Linked DNA regions of Mus musculus: regions 1 and 3 are each linked to region 2. A link is a loop called in an ENCODE intact Hi-C map of the cell type or tissue named here. Cell type or tissue: heart. All regions are shown on one strand. Links, peaks and the distances in the headings refer to the core of each region. The heading gives the core; the rest is flanking DNA. Region 1 holds the start of n-TLtag2 (a tRNA gene). Region 2 holds the start of Tep1 (telomerase associated protein 1). Region 3 holds the start of Osgep (O-sialoglycoprotein endopeptidase).

Region 1 (6,221 bases), core at 416-5,415, 210 kb after region 2:
GGATTCTTGGCTTGATGTAGGTGCCACATATTAGCATTGAGAGGAGCAGCTTGGGAAAAAAGGAAGGCTCACGTGGCATCCTACTCCAAAGGGAAATGGCCCCTCCCATTTCACAAATATCCAAAAGCTGTGCTCCTATGAAAGAGGTTCCCTTCTGAGTCCTTTGTCATGGCCAGTTCCATCTGGACACCATATAGCACTCCATCTTCTCAGAGGCCACCCCTCTCCTGATCTTGGCACTGCTCTTCTCCTCCTGCAAGAAGGAGGCCTCGTCATCTTCCAGCTGGGGTCCACTACTACCTGGGAGCAAAAGCCAGCAAGAGCTCCCACCTACAGGGGCTTGTGAGAAGGATGAGGGTTTAGATGGCTCTCCAGGAACGCAGTTACTGTCCAATCTAGCTTGGCTTACTCGCTCGATAGCCCCCATCCTCCCAGGCGGGTGGGGGTGGGGTGGGGAGGATCCAGGGGCCATATAACCCCCACCGCGACTCAGAGACTATTTAGTGGATTCCCAGCTTAGAGCACCACCCAACCCAGGTCGGGTTGTTTGCCATAAAGTTGCTAGTTTTGCTTTCTTTCTGTTTTCTCTAGACATTCCATGTTGTTGTTGTTCATTCCCCAGGATAAGCTCAGAGAAACCTTTGACAACCACTCGCAAGCCCTTCCCAAGACTGAAAGGGAAACAACGTGGAGAAGTGGGGGAAGGGAAGGAAAAGTGAAGGAATCAGAGAGACAGACCCACAACCAAAGGATAAAGGTGGGAAGGAAGGAGTGGGGAGAACAGGGTAGAAAGAGAGGGAAAGAGAGGGACAGGTGTATGTGGAGGAAGAGAGACAGGGAGAGGGAAAGACAGAGGCAGGGAAAGAAGTTGAATGTAAGAAAATGAAAATAATAGAGAGTTGGATGGAAGGAAAAGAGGAGGGTGACTGGAGGGGGATGGGGGAGGGAGATTGGAGGGGGTGATGGAGGAGAGGGTACCTGGAGGGGGTGTTGGAGGAGGGTTACCTGAGTTAATGAGAGGTTGAAGTTAAAACGGGCTCAGGAAGATGAACTTGAGAATAGCTAAGAGAAACACAAAGTACCTGGGGTAGGAGAGAAAGAGAGAGAGACAGACAAGGATATGCTTAGAAGACAGGGAGAAAGAAACATGGGTCTTAATCCTGTGTTGATCACCTTTTGGTTGATATTGCAATGTATGTAACTGCATTACCGAGGCAACTTGTAGAGTGGAGATTGCATATGGGCTTATGGTTGCAGAGGGATGAAAGTCCATTAGGGCGGGGAACCATGGGAACAAATCATGACCACACCCTCAGCTGTCCCAGAATGCAGAGAGCATAACAGGAAGAGGGTGAACTGGGAGTGCACAAAGCCTCCAGGTGACACACTTTCTCCAGCAAGCTTGCCCCACCTCTCCAAACAGTGTCACCAACTGGTCACCAAGGGTTCAAATACTGGAGCCTGTGGTGGTCATTTCTCATTCAAGACACCACATGGCAGTCTGTCAGTCTGGTTACTGTAAATTTGAGGCCAATTTGAACTGTTCAGTGACTACTGTGTTGGGTTTGGCTATAGAATCATATTCTAAAACTCATAAAACCAACAGTAAGTGTGGAGCAGAGACTGAAGGAATGACCATCCAGACACTGCCCCACCTGGGGATCCATCCCATATACAGTCATCAAACCCAGACACTATTGTGGATGTCAACAAGTGCTGGCTGACAGGAGCCTGATATAGCTGTCTCCTTAGGGGCTCTACCAGTGTCTGACAAATACAGAAGTGGATGCTCTCAGCCAACCTTTCATTTGGACTGAGCACGGGCTCCTCAGTTGGAGAAAGGACTGAAGAATCTGAAGGGATTAGGACAACAATATCAACCAACCAGACCCCCAGAGCTCCCAGGAACTAAACCACCAACCAAAGAGCACACATGGAGGGACCCATGGCTCCAGCTGCATATGTAGCAGAAGATGGTCTTGTCGGGCATCAGTGGGAAGAGAAGCCCCTGGTCCTGTGAAGACTCAATGCCCATTGTAGAGGAATGCTAGGGCAGTGAGGTGGGAGTGGATGGGTGGATGGGTGGGTGGGGGAGCACCCTCATAGAAGCAGGGTAAGGAGAGATGGGATAGGGGGTTTGCAGAGGGGAAATCTGGAAAGGGAATAACATTTGAAATGTAAATAAATAAAATATCCAGTAAAAAAAAAAACAATAAAATAAAAAGATAAAGACCAAAATGGCTCTTCAAGGTCCCATTTGACAATATTTGGAGACCGTTTATTTATTTTATTTTATTTTTTGTTTGTTTTTAACCTTTGGTTAGCAAAGGCACCATGAGAGAAGGTTTCTTTAAAAGACCTCAAATTCTGGCAATGAATGATGGGCCAAGGCTGTTGTCTCAGCAGTGGAAGATGCAGGCAGGAGGCTCAGGAGTCATCTTCAGTTACACATTAAGTTCCAGACCAGCCTGAGACTCTGCCTGAAAACAAAGCAAAACAAACAAATGGCCCCAAACAAGCAAACAGAGAAATGGTGCCGTCTCTGACTTCAAATCTGTCCTAGGACATTTGGTTCTGGTCTTAGTTTGGCTCAGTTCTTTTATATCACTTCCTAGTGGTTTGTGCAGAAATAGAGGACGATGAAGACAGAGATGCGAAATGCAGGTGACACTGTCATAAAATTTCGTTCAGAGGCAGGCAAGAGCCAACAGAGTTTCAGTTCTGTAATGCCTCCTATCTTAGGGTCTGACCACCACAGAGAGTGTACAGATTACATCCGGAGCATCCGCGGTCAGCTTGAGTCCTTTTCTGGTCACAGACATAGTCTAGAGGCAGGTGCTCAGAAAATACATATTATACCAAAGAAAGAATGAAGACGAAGTAAATCAGTCTTGGGAAAGAAAACACTGGCAGTGGTGGGATTCGAACCCACGCCTCCGAAGAGACTGGAGCCTAAATCCAGCGCCTTAGACCGCTCGGCCACACTACCAAGCTGTCTGCGCATTTCTGTATACACTAACTATTTACTTGATTCCATTTCTCTTTAAACTGCAATCTGAAACCCAGATTTAAAGGACATCCCCCCCCCCCCCCCCAGCGCTAGAGTGAGCGGATTACACGAACTACCCTCCCGAGGTGGGTCCTGCAACCAACCCTTCTGGTCGCACCCCAGAGAGGGCTGTCTGCAGACTGATCAATTCCTCTGCTGAAGTTTGTCCAGTGTGTCACCAGCCGCTGCAGACGCGTTGTGCACTGCGTAGAAGCCGAGATGGCCGGCGCCCGCGGGAGATGACAGAGACGCTCTTCCCTAGGGGCTCATGCAGACTGAGTGAACCGGGGTGGGCGCTGCTGGAGGCATCCAGGATTCTAAGGTGTCAGCATGATCTGGTCTCCACTCGCCCTAGTACCATACCCCCTTCCCCGCGCTAGAGGCTTACAGGTCTGCGACCTGTAGAATCAGGAGCTGTGACGCATGATTTCGGGAAGAGTGACCACACCGCAGTTGTAGTTCATTAGAGCTTTTGGCATGGGACCCACCAAACACGGGCCTACGTGATCCTTGCGCAGGAAAGGAAGTCCCCTGGCTCCTGATCACAGCTGGTGTAAATCACAGGACATCGCTTTGGTGATCTGACCCTTTTGTTTGTGTGTGTAGCAGTAGCTGAAAACTGAACCCATTACTGCTACCTAGAAAAACTGGTGACTATTTCAGCAAAAAGATTGGGATTGGGAAATATTTGAACGAGATTTGCATCTTTAAACGGAAATTGTGTTTTCCTGGTAATATTCAAATCACATCTTCCATTTGACCAAATTCCGTACACTTGGGGGAAATCTCCACAACCAGGCAGTAAGCGGGGAGGCTGTATATGTTCCTGATCCTTGCTTACCTCTTTTGCAAACAGTGCAAAGTTGAAGCCACCCAGACCTAGCCCAGCTCTGTTATTTTCTTGGGGGGGTCATGATCCGGCTCTTTTTCTCCACCTATTAAATAACTAAAAGGTAGGGGAAATCTCTGACGCAGCAGGCAGCAACAGGTATTTTGAAGAAGTTAGTGAGCACATGTGCATTCACACAGGGGCGGGGTGAGGGAGCGCACGCATACAGAAAGACACCCCCCCCACCCCCCTCCACACAAAGTGGAAATGGGAACCAGAAAATGAAATGTGTTTTCCCCTGGACGGTTTAAGTTTGTTTTTGGTGGCATAGAATGGGACCTCTCCACTCGTTTTGGATTGATCAGGCTAAACAAAGGAGGGAGGGTGCTGCTGACAGTCAGACCAGGAACGTCAGGGAATCTAAACTGGCCCTAAATGAACCTATCTGAGGATGAGGAGGAAACTGAGTTTACCTTCTTTATCTGTGCTCCCTTGCCACATCTGTCTCCCTATCAGGGATCTGTCTAGCTCCTGGCCCCTCACTTCCTTAAGGCTAGAAAACCGTTTCTCTTTCTGAATCTGTCGCTCTTCTCAGAAGAGATTTTACTCTCCTTGTGTATAGGGAATGTCTTGCTCTTTGAAACCAAGAACGGAGAAATATCCAGTTCAGAGATTCCCCAGAGTGTCTAACTTTAAAAAATTATATTTTTATTTATGGATACATATGTGAGCATGCAGGAATACGTGCATTACCTGTGAGCAGGAGCCCTCAGAAGCCAAAAGAGGTCACTGGGTTACCAGAAGCTGGAGTTAGGAGCAGTTGTGAGCCACCAGATGAATGCTGGGACCTGGGTCCTCAGCAAGAGCAGTAAGTGCTCTTAACTGATGTGCCATCTCTCTAGCCAAGAGCACAGACCTCTCAGGAGTGATAACTTAGTGGATGACATATGAAATTTTAACTTCTTTTAAATTTTTAGTTTTGGGGCATTTGAGATGGCTTGGGGAGCCTTTACTTCGCTTGCTTACCAGACAGTCTTGAGTTTTGGTCCCCGAATTCATGTAAATAAAGGTGGAAGGAAAACTGACTCCTCAAAGTTGTTCTTTGAATTCCACAAATATATGAGACAGACACATCAACAACAACAATAAATAATAAAAGACAAATCTAGTTGGCGGTGGCAAAATGGCTTAGTGCAGCAAGCCATCTTTTTATCTCCAGAACTCACATGGTGAAAGGGCCTCTGACTCCGTGTTCCAGCTGTGGCTGTAGCATTCGATGTGTCCCCCCACACCCCTTAGTAGATAAATGTTTTAGAAATAAAAAATTGTAAAGCCAGGTGTAATGGGGGTGGGGAAGGGAGAGGCAAAGGCAGGAAGATTTCTGTTGAGTTCCAAGACAGCCAGAACTACATAAAGACCCACCTAAAAAGCACTTAGCTCAGCACTCCATTGCCTGAGTGACTCAACTAGTTCAGCACTCTATCGCCTTCATTTCCAGGGCAATCAGGTTTCCCCTTCTGTCTTCCACCTGCACTAGGCATGCAGGTGGTGCACAAACCTACATGTAGACAAAACATCCACACATAAAACAAGCAATTTTAAAAAGTGAAAGTAACCTATTAAAAAGTTAGTTTTTACTACTGACTGATGGAGAACGTGCCTTGCTGTGTGCCCCTGGCTGGCCTTGATCTCAGGTTCCTTAGAGCTAAGATCCTACGGCCAGATTTACCAGTAGAAGCTACTACTCCCAGTTTAACTTTTATTATCTTGTTTTATTTGTCTTTGTAATGCTGGAAATTGAACCCAAGACTTTGCCGTTCCAGAAAGAGCGCTGCTATACTCGCAGACTTACTTAATATGATCTTACCATGACCTTAGTTCATGGACTGTAAACACAGATATAGTGTGTACTCAACAATGCCTGAATGTGCTCCATGCATTTCTTAGTTAGGGTTTTACTGCTGTGGACAGACACCATGACCAAGGCCGGAAATAGAACTTTTTTTTTGTTTTTTGTTTGTTTGTTTTTGTTTTGTTTTGTTTTTCCGAGACAGGGTTTCTCTGTAGAGCCCTGGCTGTCCTGGAATTCACTTTGTAGACCATGTTGTCCTCGAACTCAGAAATCCACCTGCTTCTGCCTCCCAAGTGCTGGGATTAAAGGCATGCACCACCGCACCCGGCTGCAAACATGTACACCCACCAAGGGCAACTCTTATAAGAACATTTAACTGGGGCTGGCTTACAGGTCAGAGGTTCAGTACATTATCATCAAGGTGGGAGCAGGGAGGCATGGTGTAGGAGGAGCTGAGAGATCTACATCTGAGTGCTGCTAGAAAAATAATG
Region 2 (6,221 bases), core at 514-5,513:
ACAGACAGATCAGCATGTCTAACCTCAAAGCCATCCTTTGAGGCACAACTTTGTTATGATAATCATGTTGGATTTCTTCTTGATCAGAGGCTTTCTAGAGGCAAGATCTATTACCCAGAATCACTAGATATTTGATAAGAATAAAGATGCCAATGAAAACAGCCCTGAGGTAAAGAGTACTTCAGAAAGGTCATGAGAGACTCAGTAATAGAGTGCCTACCTACCATGTGCATGCCTCTGGGTTCAATTCCTAGAACTATCCAAAAAAACCCAAAAGGCTGATACCAAAAATGCCGAGAAAAGAAGGTCCCCAGACACAGATCATCAGAGGTGGAAACTAAGGCACTGAAATCAATCTACTAACAGAACATATAGCAAAAAAAAAGGCTAGAGTCAAGATGAGCACCCAAAAGCAAATACCAAGGCTACTTCCTGGACTTGAGCTGTAGCAGACATGGATTTCAGGGCCCTGGGTCCAGGTGGAAGGTCTAGTTCCTCAGAGAAACATGGAGTCTTCTTGGTAGGAAGCTCAGGGAGCAGGCAGTTGCTAGTTTTCAGGCTATGCAGATCAGCTTGTGCCGTATGAGATATGTGAAGACCCTGGAGCAAGGGGCTGGTCAATGCAGTGCTCTTTACAGTGGGGAGAGTAGCTAGACATTGGTTTTCCAAAGAAAGGACGTCTGGATGACTAGACATATGTCCACATAGCTTCTCCAGAGGCTGGAGGTCAGGGAGCATGGTCAGGCACCGATTCTCCAAGGAGAGGATGTCTGGGTGGACAGATATATGCCCATCTATTCTCTCCGTGGGCTGGAGGTCAGAGAGCATGGTCAGACACTGGTTCTCCAAGGAAAGGATGTCTGAGTGGACAGATCTATGTCCATGTATTTTCTCCAGGGGCTGGAGGTCAGGGAGCATGGTCAGGCACCGGTTCTTCAAGGAGAGGATGTCTGAATGGCCAGGCACATGCCCACAGAGCTTCTCCATAGCTGAAGAACAATCAACATATGCCTAGAAGAAAAAAAACAGGTAATGAGATGCACTAGAAACATATCAACTCCATACTCATCTGTTTGTGCCAGTGATAGGCAACAAACAAATATTTCTACTTCTTAAAATTATGTTATTGTTATTATTATTATCGTGTGTGTGTGTGTGTGTGTGTGTGTGTGTGTGTGTGTGTGTGTGTGTATTGAGAGAGGGAGAGGGGAAGACAGGTGTGTCTATAAGTTTGGCCATGCGTGTCACAGCATGTGTGAGGCTGGAGGACAATCCTTGGGAGTTGGTTCTCTCCCCCTACAGTGGGATGTGGGGATTGAACTCCAGTGGTCGGTATTGCAGTGTTGTACAGCCATCACTTTTAACCATCTTGCTGCCCCCCCCCCTTTTAGATTTATCCAGGCGTAATTCTAAGGGGACAGGGGGGAAAAGGGAAAGCAAAAGCTTAGAGAGAAGCCTGGCATGGCATAGCGGTGACCTGTCTAGAATCACAGCTGAAAAGGAGACCATAAGAACATGGAGGCCAGCCTGGGCTACATAGCAAATTCCAGGTCCACGTGAGCACTGACACTCTCTTTCTCAAAAGAAAATGTGTCTTGCTATTCCTCTCATGTCCCTGTACTACAAGGAAAAAAAAAAAGTAGTGAGGGCTGGGCTGGCATACACCTGCACTCCCAGCACTTGAGGCCGAGGCAGAAGGGTTAGGAGTTCAAAGGTCATCCTTGGCTACATAGCAAGTTAAAAGATCAAAATCACCCTGGAATATAGGAGACTTTGTCCAAAAAAAAAAAAAAAAAAAAGGTGGGAAGCTAGAAAGATAGGTCAGTTGATAAAACATCTAGATGACAGTAAGGCTCAGTAGTCTATGACTGTAATCCCAACACTGAAAGGCAGGCAGATTCTTACATCAAGCTGGCCAGCCAGCCTACCAAAAGTAACTCGAGAAGCAATAGAATAAGACACCTGGTGTGGAGTTCTAGTCTCCACATACCCGTATATATATCCGCATATGCACATACTCTTGCACACACAAACAAACACATACACACATATACACACCCAACGAGTAATAAGGAATTTCAGAATTAATCCAATATGTATGTATGTATGTATGTATGTATGTATGTATGTATGTATTGAAACAAGGTCTCACTAAAAAGGTCTGACTGACCTGGAACTACTATACAGATTCCAACTCACAGAGAGCCACCTGCCTCTGCCTCCCCAGTGCTAGGATTAAGACATACACAGCCACATCTGGCATAATCCAAGAGTGAAAAACAAGTTCTCAATTAAAATTTTAAGTTAACAGAGAAATAAAGACATGTAATTTTTTTCCTCTCTGGAGTTTATAGAGATTCTGATTAACTTCTGAAAGCTTAAAAGTTCTTCCCCAAGTTCCAGAGATAACTGGTATTGATAGTTTTATACTGACATTCTGTGTATACACTAGTTTGTATGTATACCTGCCTCCACTCCTACCCCGGTCCCTTTTCTTTGGCCTTGCACCTGAAGCCATACTTCAGACGCTATTCTTTTCTTAGGAAGTCGTGGAGGCCTACCGCGTTGGCACCTTAGTGTCCATTACTGTTAAACGTGTCAGTCTAGTGAGTTTCTGTTGCCAAAAGTGATCACAACACTCTTCATTTGTTACAGTCACTCCCTCCTAGGATTCTTTAAGGCAAAAGGAACCCATTCTCTCTGAGCATCTATCCCTCCGCCCCACTAAGGCCACCCCACCTCCCTGCCAGCCGCCCGGAAGGACTAAGCGGCTGCACCACGCTCGCCCAGAGGTCCTTCCGGGAGTCCAGCTGACACAGGTCTCGGCCAGGGCTCTACCTGCGCTCAGGATTGGAAAAGCTGTGCGCAATGAGAGGCGCGTTGGTTCTCCGCAACGGGGAGCAGAAACCGGCCTGGGTCAGCCAGTGGACTGGTTGGAAGCAGAGAACTGAAAGAAAACCAACACCCTAGTGAGGCCAAGGGGTGAGGCTGGGCGAGGGAGGGGCGGGGCTGGGGGCAGGGCGGGGCTGAGGGCGGGGCTGCCGCGTGTAGGATATCGCAAATGCCGGGATTATAGGGTTGTGCTAACCACACCCGGTTTGATTTGCACAGTTTAGGGATTTATACTTCCGGCTAGGCCAACTTTACCAACCGAGTTGTATTTCCACCCAATACAATCATGCTCTGATGCTATTATGTATCCTGAAAATACCCCAGAGGCTTATGTGCTAAAATCATGCCAGCCTTGGGCAGCTGTTGGGAGGTGGTGAAACGTTTAGAAAGAAAGATCGCTGAGAGTGTGCCCTTGGCTGACCTTTGAAAGTCAGGCCCCTTCTCTCCCTTTTGCTTCCTTTCATCCACCATGAAAGTAAACAGTTTCGTCTGTCGCCACCCCACTCAATCCCACTCCACCCCATCCGTGAACTGCTTTGCCACAGGCCAAAGCAAGAGGGTCAAGAGATCCTTGACTGAAAACCTCTGAAAATATGATTCAGAATGGTGGCACACACATGTAATCCTAGTACTTAGAAGGCTCTGGCAGGAAGATCAAAGAGTTAACTCTACTCATGCTATTTGAGTTCATTATGTTATCTTTTTGTTACTGCGACAAACTACCTGAGATAATAAACCAAACCCTTTTGATTGTTTCTTTCTTTTTCAGACAGGGTCTCTCTATGTAACCCTGGATGTCCTGGAACTCACTGTTTAGACCAGGCTGGCTTCTGACTCACAGAGATCCGCCTGCCCCTGCCTCCCATCTCCTGGGATTTAAAGGCATACCCCACCACCAACCACCACGCCCAGCAACAAATTTTTTTAAATTTTGATTTTGGGGATTTGGGCTTTTATTTTTAGACAAGGTCTATCTATATAACCCCAGCTGGCCTGCAGCTCACTATGTAGACCAGGCTGCCCTCTAATGGCTCAGAAATGAAGAGAATCTGTTTTTGCAGAAGGCCTAGGTTCAGTACCCAGCACCCACATCATGCCTCACAACCATTGGTAACTCTAATTACCCATGGTGACCTCTTCTAAACTCCAAGAGCACTTGGCATGAAGGTGGTGCACAGACATACATAGAGGCAAAACTCATAAATACAAAGTGGAGTGTGTGGGTGGAGGTCTGTTTTGTATGTAAATTACTACTAGCCAGGTAATATACCCTTATAATTCCAGAGATTTTAAAGGCTGAAGCAGAAGGATCTCAAGTTCAAGCCAGATTCCTTAGGGAGCATTTGCCTCCATAAAATAAGTAAGTGAGTAAATAAATAAATATAAAAATGAAAAACCCCTAAAGATAAATAGTAATTTTAATAGATTTTGTTGTAGTTCCGAGACAGGATTTCTCTGTGTAGCCCTGGCTATCCTGGAACTCAGTCTGTAGACGAGGCTGGCCTTTAACTCAGAGATCTGCCTGCCTCTGCTTCCTGGGTGCTAGGATTAAAATGCATGCCACCATCTCATAGCCCCATGGATTTTTAATGTGCATGAATGACTGGCAGAATCATTCAAAGTTGTAAGCACAAGAATGCCCCTCACTGTAGAAGTGCTCTGCACAGTTACTAAGGGTCTAGCACTCTTAAGTCCCACCTACTAAATATTAAATGCTAAAAATTATCCTAATTGTGAGAAATAAATGTGTGTGTGGGGGGGAGAGAGAGAGAGAGTTCTAAAACCATCCCTAGAACGCAATACCATCCATATTAATAGCCATCAGTCTTAATTGACATCTCTCTATAGGGAAAGGGATGATGAGTCTACGATTCTTACCACAAGACTGAAAATCTAAAACCCAGGGCTATTCAAAGTTGCTAGCATGAGATGTTCTTTTTTGCTTTCTATTGCTGTGGTTTTAAAAAAAAATGAACAAACTGACAAAACAACTTGGGGAAGAAAAGGTTTATTTCTTCTACAGGTCTACCATCACCGTGGGAAGCCAAATTAGAGGACACATTAGAGGAATGCTGCTTACTGGCTGGCTTTCTGCTTCTGCTCATCTTGCCTGTACAGCCTAGGCCTGAATGCCATGGTGGTACTGCCATAGTGTCCTTGGCCCTCCTCACCAATTAATAGTAACAGTTATTAGTAGTATTATAATGAACGCCCCATAAACATGCCCATAAGCCAATTTGATGGAGGCAATTTCTTATTTGAGGTTTCCTTTCTTCCACATGTGTCAGGTTGACAAGCAAGAATACTCATCACGCCAGGCGTGGTGGCGCATGCCTTTAATCCCAGCACTCGGGAGGCAGAGTTAACTAAATAATTAGTTAATGCCAAGTAATTTTAGTAACTTTTTTGTACAAGCTTGAAGCAAAGGCATCTTCCGTGTCACAGCCATTGAAACTGGGTTGTGTCAACTGTGCCCTCCATCCCTAAGATCCGATTTCTCAGTTCAGGCGAGCAGCTAGGTATTAGGAAGCTTTCACCCTCATGGGTTGGTTTTTGTTGTTGTTTTGTTTGTTTGTTTGTTTTATTTGGTTGGTTGGCCAGTTGGTTTGGCTCTTTGAGTTAAGGTCTTACTTACTACAAAGTCCCAGATGACCTAGAACTCAATATGTAGACTAGGCTGGCCTTGAATTTGAAGTGATCCTCCTGCCTCTATATTCCTGGTGCTTGCTGTGGGGTTAAGGCATGCTTTACCACACCAGCTTCCATTTTTAGTTTTCCCCCATTGAGTCATAGTGTAGAAACCTAATCCAAAACTACAGCTTCCTGTAATTCTTATATAACAGGTTTAATAAGGCACACACTTTCCAGACCGAATTATAAGCATATACATTACAAATTTGACAGACATACTTCTATGCCCAAAGTCCAAGCAGTTAGGCAGAAGCAAGAGAATCGCTGTGTTTTTGAGACCAAGCTCCAAAACAGCTGGGGTTACATAATGAGATCTTATTTCAAAAAATAAAAAGCTGCTGGGTGTGGTGGCGCACGCCTTTAGTCCCAGCACTTGGGAGGCAGAGGCAGGCGGGTTTCTGAGTTCGAGGCCAGCCTGGTCTACAAAGTGACTTCCAGGACAGCCAGGGCTACACAGAGAAACCCTGTCTCGAAACAAGCAAACAAACGAAAAGAAAAGAAAAAGAAAAAAAAAGAAAAAGCCAGGGCTGGAGAGATGGCTCAGCAGTTTTAAGTTTACTGACTGTTCTTCCAGCAGTCCTGAGTTCAATTCCCAGCAACCACATGGTGGTTCACAACCATCTGGTGTATCTGAAGAC
Region 3 (6,221 bases), core at 832-5,831, 55 kb after region 2:
AAAGAAAAGATCAAAGTTCTTAGTCATCAGGGAAATACAAATCAAAACAACCCTGAGATTCCATCTCACACCAGTCAGAATGGCTAAGATCAAAAATTCAGGTGACAGCAGATGCTGGCGAGGATGTGGAGAAAGAGGAACACTCCTCCATTGTTGGTGGGATTGCAAGCTTGTACAACCACTCTGGAAATCAGTCTGGCGGTTCCTCAGAAAATTGGACATAGTATAGTATAGTACTACTGGAGGATCCCGCAATACCTCTCCTGGGCATATATCCAGAAGATGTCCCAACCGGTAAGAAGGACACATGCTCCACTATGTTCATAGCAGCCTTATTTGTAATGGCCAGAAGATGGAAAGAACCCAGATGCCCCTCAACAGAGGAATGGATACAAAAAATGTGGTACATTTACACAGGGAGTACTACTCAGCTATTAAAAAGAATGAATTTATGAAATTCCTAGGCAAATGGTTGGACCTGGAGGGCATCATCCTGAGTGAGGTAACACAATCACAAAAGAACTCAAATGATATGTACTCACTGATAAGTGGATATTAGCTTAGAAACTTAGTATACCCGATATATAAGATACAATTTGCAAAACACATGAAACTGAAGAAGAATGAAGACCAAAGTGTGGACACTTTGCCCCTTTTTAGAATTGGAAGCAATCACCCATGGAAGGAGTTACAGAGACAAAGTTTGGAGCTGAGACAAAAGGATGGACCATCTAGAGACTGCCATATCCAGGGATCTATCCCATAGACAGTCATCCCAAACGATGACACCATTTCATACACTAGCAAGCGTTTGCTGAAAGGACCCTGATATAGCTGTCTCTTGTGAGACTAGGCCGGGGCCTAGCAAACACATAAGTGGATGCTCACAGTCAGCTCTGGGATGGATCACAGGGCCCCTAATGGAGGAGCTAGAAAAAGTATCCAAGGAGCCAAAGAGATCTGCAACCCTGTAGGTGCAACAACATTATGAACTAACCAGTATCCCGGAGCTCTTGACTCTAGCTGCATATGTATCAAATGATGGCCTAGTCGGCCATCACTAGAAAGAGAGGCCCATTGGACATGCAATCTTTATATGCCCCAGTACAGGGGAACGCCAGGGCCAAAAAGTGGGAATGGTGGGTAGGAGAGTGGGGGGCGGGGGTATGGGGGACTTTTGGGATAGCATTGGAAATGTAATTGAGGAAAATACGTAATAAAAATAATATTAAAAAAAAAGAAGTAAAAAACCAACAAAGACACGTTTTAACGATGTAGAAAAACATACTCTACTTGCCTAGGTTTTAAGACATCCTCTTTTCTTTTTTTTCTAAAGATTTATTTATTTTATGTATGTACACTGTAGCTGTCTTCAGACACACCAGAAGAGGGCATTGGATCCTATTATAGATGGTTGTGAGCCACCATGTGAATGCTGGGAATTGAACTCAGGACCTCTGGAAGAGCAATCAGTGCTCTTAACCACTGAGCCATTTCTCCAGCCCAAGATATTCTCTTTTCAAATCTCTACTTTTGAGACAAGGTCACAACATAGGACAGCCTTAAACTCAGATCCTGTCGCAGTCTCCCAGGTGTCACCATTACAGACTGCACCACACACTCTGTTAGCTTTCCAACCTCTACATAGGCTACTGGGGTTTCAGAGATGGTGCTGGTCCACACACAATGTTCAGGAGCAATCTGAGTTTTACAAACTTCCTACTCTTTGTTAACTTTTCCTGTAATTCCATAGAACCCTATGAAAGGTCATATCGTTGGACTTAACATATGATAACTACAGCACTACAACTGTCAGTAGCTTCCCTTTAACCACACGTATCTCAGCCTCTGTGCTTTAGAGCCTACAAGAGTGAGTCCTAAACACACATATATTTCTACTATGTAACCTGAAACATTTCACCTGCTTAGGGAGCCTTCAGAGGTACATGCAGGTTATATGTGTGTGCAAGTTTTGGGAGAGGGTAGGCAAAATACAACTTGTAACTATATTGAGAGTCGTGCAGTGCCTGGTGCTTTTCACATAACTGTCCAAACCCACTGATACCCATTTCCATTCTAAAAGTACCGAAAAACAGACACCTAAAACAGATCGAAAATACAGGAACTCCTCCAGCTTTCCCTCCTCGTTGTAGATTACTTTTATATTTATCACGGTGCAGTGTAAACCAATCTCTATGTGCATCTACAGCGCTGCCTCGGAACACATATTTTCGGATGCTTAGCTCATTAAAGTTGCTCGATAAAATCAGAATACAACCGGGGGTAGTGGCTCATGCCTTTAATTCCAGCAGTCAAGAGTCTACACAGCAAGTTCCAGGTCAGTAAAGGTTACAAGGAGAGACCCTGTCTCAAAAAAATGCATGAAAAAACCCAAAAACAAAACCTGAACGAACCCACGTGACCTAGCCCCAGGTGTCTGACTCTTCTAGTCAAAAGTTACCAACCAAACGCACAATCAGGGGAGTCTGGAGTGGGGAAGCCTGTAAAATCTGACATAGGCAACAGTGTGGAATATCGGACAGAACAAAACTGGACAAGGAGCCGGGAAGCGCGGCCGCAGCCACTCACCGGTGCCCGGGGCCGTGACGTAAGTGCGCCGCGGGTTCGCCAGCACCGTGCCGTCGCGGACCACGCCCACGCCGATCTTGTTGGCGCTGCCTTCGAACCCCAGCACCGCGGGCATGGTGCCTCACGGCTCCCGGTCGTGAGGCCGAGTGACGAGCTGTAACCGGCACTACCACGAACAACCCAGAACCAAGCGAAGGGACTTTCGGGCGCCAGAAGTTATGTCACGAGGTGCCAGGAGGACCAATCATCGCGCTCCAGAACCACGTGGGGGCGGAGCCCTCGAATCACGTGACCACACCAATCGCCCACGTGGGAACAGGCAGACTCCATTCTTTGTGCCGTGAGGGTCTCTGGCTTCGTTGGGAGGTCAGGTACCTTGTTCTAGCGCGTTTCGCGACCCTGCTCGCTGAAGGGCCTAACGCGGGCGAGGGGCTGCATTGCTCGTGGCGGGCCAGGCCGGAAGAACCGCAGCCCCGGGTGTGCAAACGCCTACGGGAGGCGCCTCGCTGCCTCTCCTTGTGTTTTGATTTCATCGTTTCTTATCTGCAGGCAGCGCAGTAAACACTGCTTCGGTGCTCCAGGAGCCTAAGGGCTTTCGTCACAGCGATGCCAAAGCGGGGAAAGAAAGCGGCGGCCGACGACGGGGAAGAACCCAAGTCGGGTAAGCGTGCCCAACCCCACCCCCCAGGCAAGTTCAGGGCTTTACTAGACCGCCATGAATTACGGTAAATATGGACCAAGTTACGTTGCTGGGTTCCGAGAAGTTTGTGTAATTAGAACGCCTAATGAGGTTAGAGTTAACTCTGGCCTGAGGTTGGAACTGCCAGCTCTTACTACTTTACCCATTTTATAGAGCCAGAGACCAAGAAGAGTAAGGGGGCAGCAAAGAAAACCGAGAAGGAGGCCGCGGGAGAGGGCCCTGTCCTGTACGAGGACCCTCCAGATCAGAAAACCTCACCCAGTGGCAAATCTGCCACACTCAAGATATGCTCCTGGAATGTGGATGGGCTTCGAGCCTGGATTAAAAAGAAAGGTTTGGATGTGAGTACAGTTCAGAATCGGGAAGTAGACCTTTCTTGGTTGACTCGTCTTAAGGACCAATCATCTTGTTTCCTTTGAAACGTTATTTTTCGCGTCTGTAGATGCCCCCCCGGGGGGTTGGTGGAGGGCTCCTAAAAGCCTATATAAACCCCAACAACTCCCTCATTTCATTTTTTAAAAAAACTAGTCTAGACTGTTTGCCCCCCCCCCCCCCGCTTTTGGGTTACTTAGCATATCCTCAATCCCAGTAACTACTTAAGATCCAAATGGGAGCGAGCGTTCTGCAGTTGACAGCACATTGTGCTTCCGAAGGTTCCAGTTAGGTTTCCAGCACCCCAGTCAGGTGACTAACGGACACTCACTCACATACAAGATTTGTTTATATTCTGCTGCTCGAATGCCTTCTGTGTATAGCATGTAGCACATAAAATTTTAATTTTCCACATTTCCATTCAGTGGGTAAAGGAAGAAGCACCAGATATCTTGTGCCTCCAAGAGACCAAGTGCTCGGAGAACAAACTCCCGGCTGAACTGCAAGAGCTGCCTGGACTCACCCATCAGTACTGGTCAGCTCCGTCAGACAAAGAAGGATACAGTGGTGTGGGCCTACTTTCCCGCCAGTGCCCGCTAAAAGTCTCTTATGGCATTGGTGAGACCTTAATGACATTCATGTCTGAATGTTCTTCAGTTAACTCTACTACTTTTTCTTAGACCTTTCTTAAAATTTTTACACTGGTTTTTATTTTTATAGGCGAGGAAGAACATGATCAAGAAGGCCGGGTGATTGTGGCTGAATTTGAGTCCTTTGTCCTGGTAACAGCCTATGTTCCCAATGCAGGCAGGGGTCTGGTAAGACTGGAATACCGACAGCGTTGGGATGAAGCCTTCCGAAAGTTTCTAAAGGACTTGGCTTCCAGAAAGCCTCTTGTGCTATGTGGGGATCTCAATGTGGCTCATGAAGAAATTGACCTCCGTAACCCCAAAGGAAACAAAAAGAATGCTGGCTTTACTCCCCAGGAGCGCCAAGGTTTTGGGGAACTGCTACAAGCTGTACCATTGGCTGACAGCTTCCGGCATCTCTACCCCAACACTGCTTACGCTTACACTTTCTGGACTTACATGATGAATGCCCGCTCTAAGAATGTTGGTTGGCGCCTTGATTACTTTTTGCTTTCCCACTCTCTTTTACCTGCATTGTGTGACAGCAAGATCCGGTCCAAGGCTCTTGGCAGTGACCACTGTCCCATCACCCTTTACCTAGCACTGTGATACCCTCCTGCAGTAGCTTCCTGCCTGGGAGATGGCTCTCTCTGCAGAAGTCTGGTGTTTTAGCCTTCAGGTGTTTGGTTTTGTATGTGCTCCCTCATTTTAAACATTAAACCAAACTTCTGGTTTCCTTTAGACAATCCAAGAGAAATAAAAGGCCCTACTTTCAGCTTGGCTTTCTTTGTCCCTTTGTGAAAACTACATATTCCCTTTTTCATACACAAAAGTTGTTAAGTGGGAAAGGTTAGAGTCATGACATTATTTATTTACAAGCACAGATGAGTCCCTAACCTCTCCCAAGACAGTGACCCTACCTCAGCCCAGTTCAATACTGCAACTGGAAGTAAAATCGGAAGGAGGAATTCAGGGAAGTACAGGATTAGGGGAACATATCCCATATTAAATAGTTATATATATACACATCAGTTCCTATAGTTCTGTACAGAGCAGTGGCTTACCCCACCCCACAGGACGAGAAATGTGGGGAGAAGAGACTGGGTATTGAGGCCAGAGCCAGCCCCTGGTGAAGTGCAATAGCAGCAGCAAGGTCCTAATGGTGCACAGAGGGAGGGGAACACCCCCTCCCATCTCCCACCCCAACCCTGCCCTGGAATGTATTAAGGGACAGGAATGGTTCTCGGGAGCACGTACAGGAAGGGCATGGCTAGAACCATCTTTAGGATCCAGGCTTAGGGGCAATGTTGCCTATTTACCCTAAACAGCAACCCCTGGAAGAGAGCAGCCAGCCAGCAATGGTCTTACCTACCCTTCCAAACATAAGGAAGGAAGGGACTGCTTCCTTCCTACCTCTCCCCAGGGAAAAGGGAGGCAGCTGTTTGGCTTCCTTGTAGAAGTCCAGAGAGCCTTTTGTAGTGTTACTGTTGGTACCAGGCAGCGGTCAGGCACAGACTGCATCAAGGGGCTCAGGAGAAGTTCTGGACAGGATGGCTGACCTTCATACAAGCCCAATAAAGGGCCCGACCCAAACATAGAACAGCCAACAAAATGACAAATGCCCAGGCTGCGTAGATCCCTCCATATTGCTGTGCATGCTTCCATGTACCAAACTGACAGATGAGGAAGAAGAAAAAGATGAGGTTACTTTTGGTATCTACTATTTCAAAGTCCTAGAAACAGTAATGCAATGCAAACTTCTGTCTCTGTACCCCAATCACTTGTAACACCTTCAGGGGTCTTTCCAAGATCAGGTGGTTTAGTGCTTCCTTCCCTTAAGCAGTAAAGTACTCTGCCATCCCAGGCATCTGCCAGCATTTCTCACATCTACTGAGTGAACCAGGATTGCTGATAACTCATTTCTTTCTCCA

The links. A loop is a pair of places that touch in the nucleus more often than their neighbours do. Peaks named below come from ENCODE experiments on the same cell type or tissue, not always from the same donor. Only the 100,000 strongest peaks of a DNase experiment are listed, where the experiment ranks them.
Region 1: a loop joins it to region 2, with 14 times the contacts of the local background. A loop is called at or near these places in 2 of 42 quality-filtered maps.
Region 3: it touches region 2 in a loop (2.5-fold over the local background); 7 of 42 quality-filtered maps call a loop at or near these places.

What each region holds. Positions count from the first base shown.
Region 1 is chr14:51,079,923-51,086,143 of GRCm38, forward strand. It overlaps n-TLtag2 (a tRNA gene), which reads right to left and starts at 2,989; the gene lies at 2,908-2,989. In heart, for the core only: no CTCF peak of the experiment used is centred there; DNase peaks (open chromatin) are centred at 3,369 and 4,030; H3K4me3 peaks cover 2,022 bases; H3K27ac peaks cover 463 bases; H3K27me3 peaks cover 785 bases.
Region 2 is chr14:50,867,575-50,873,795 of GRCm38, forward strand. It overlaps Tep1 (telomerase associated protein 1), which reads right to left and starts at 2,980. Exons shown (of 55, transcript NM_009351.2): 1 at 2,839-2,980; 2 at 421-1,011. The coding sequence starts at 987. Gm26782 (a long non-coding RNA gene) reads left to right here and starts at 2,722. Exons shown (of 3, transcript XR_874615.2): 1 at 2,722-2,982. In heart, for the core only: no CTCF peak of the experiment used is centred there; a DNase peak (open chromatin) is centred at 2,857; H3K4me3 peaks cover 1,555 bases; H3K27ac peaks cover 1,221 bases.
Region 3 is chr14:50,922,075-50,928,295 of GRCm38, forward strand. Osgep (O-sialoglycoprotein endopeptidase) reads right to left here and starts at 2,819. Exons shown (of 11, transcript NM_133676.2): 1 at 2,590-2,819. The coding sequence starts at 2,704. Apex1 (apurinic/apyrimidinic endonuclease 1) reads left to right here and starts at 2,875. Exons shown (of 5, transcript NM_009687.2): 1 at 2,875-2,955; 2 at 3,139-3,250; 3 at 3,443-3,630; 4 at 4,087-4,279; 5 at 4,382-5,114. The coding sequence starts at 3,196. The coding sequence ends at 4,899. Pip4p1 (phosphatidylinositol-4,5-bisphosphate 4-phosphatase 1) reads right to left here. Exons shown (of 7, transcript NM_001033271.5): 7 at 5,141-5,963. The coding sequence ends at 5,820. RefSeq lists a promoter at 2,595-3,067. In heart, for the core only: no CTCF peak of the experiment used is centred there; DNase peaks (open chromatin) are centred at 2,827 and 3,487; H3K4me3 peaks cover 3,037 bases; H3K27ac peaks cover 2,128 bases.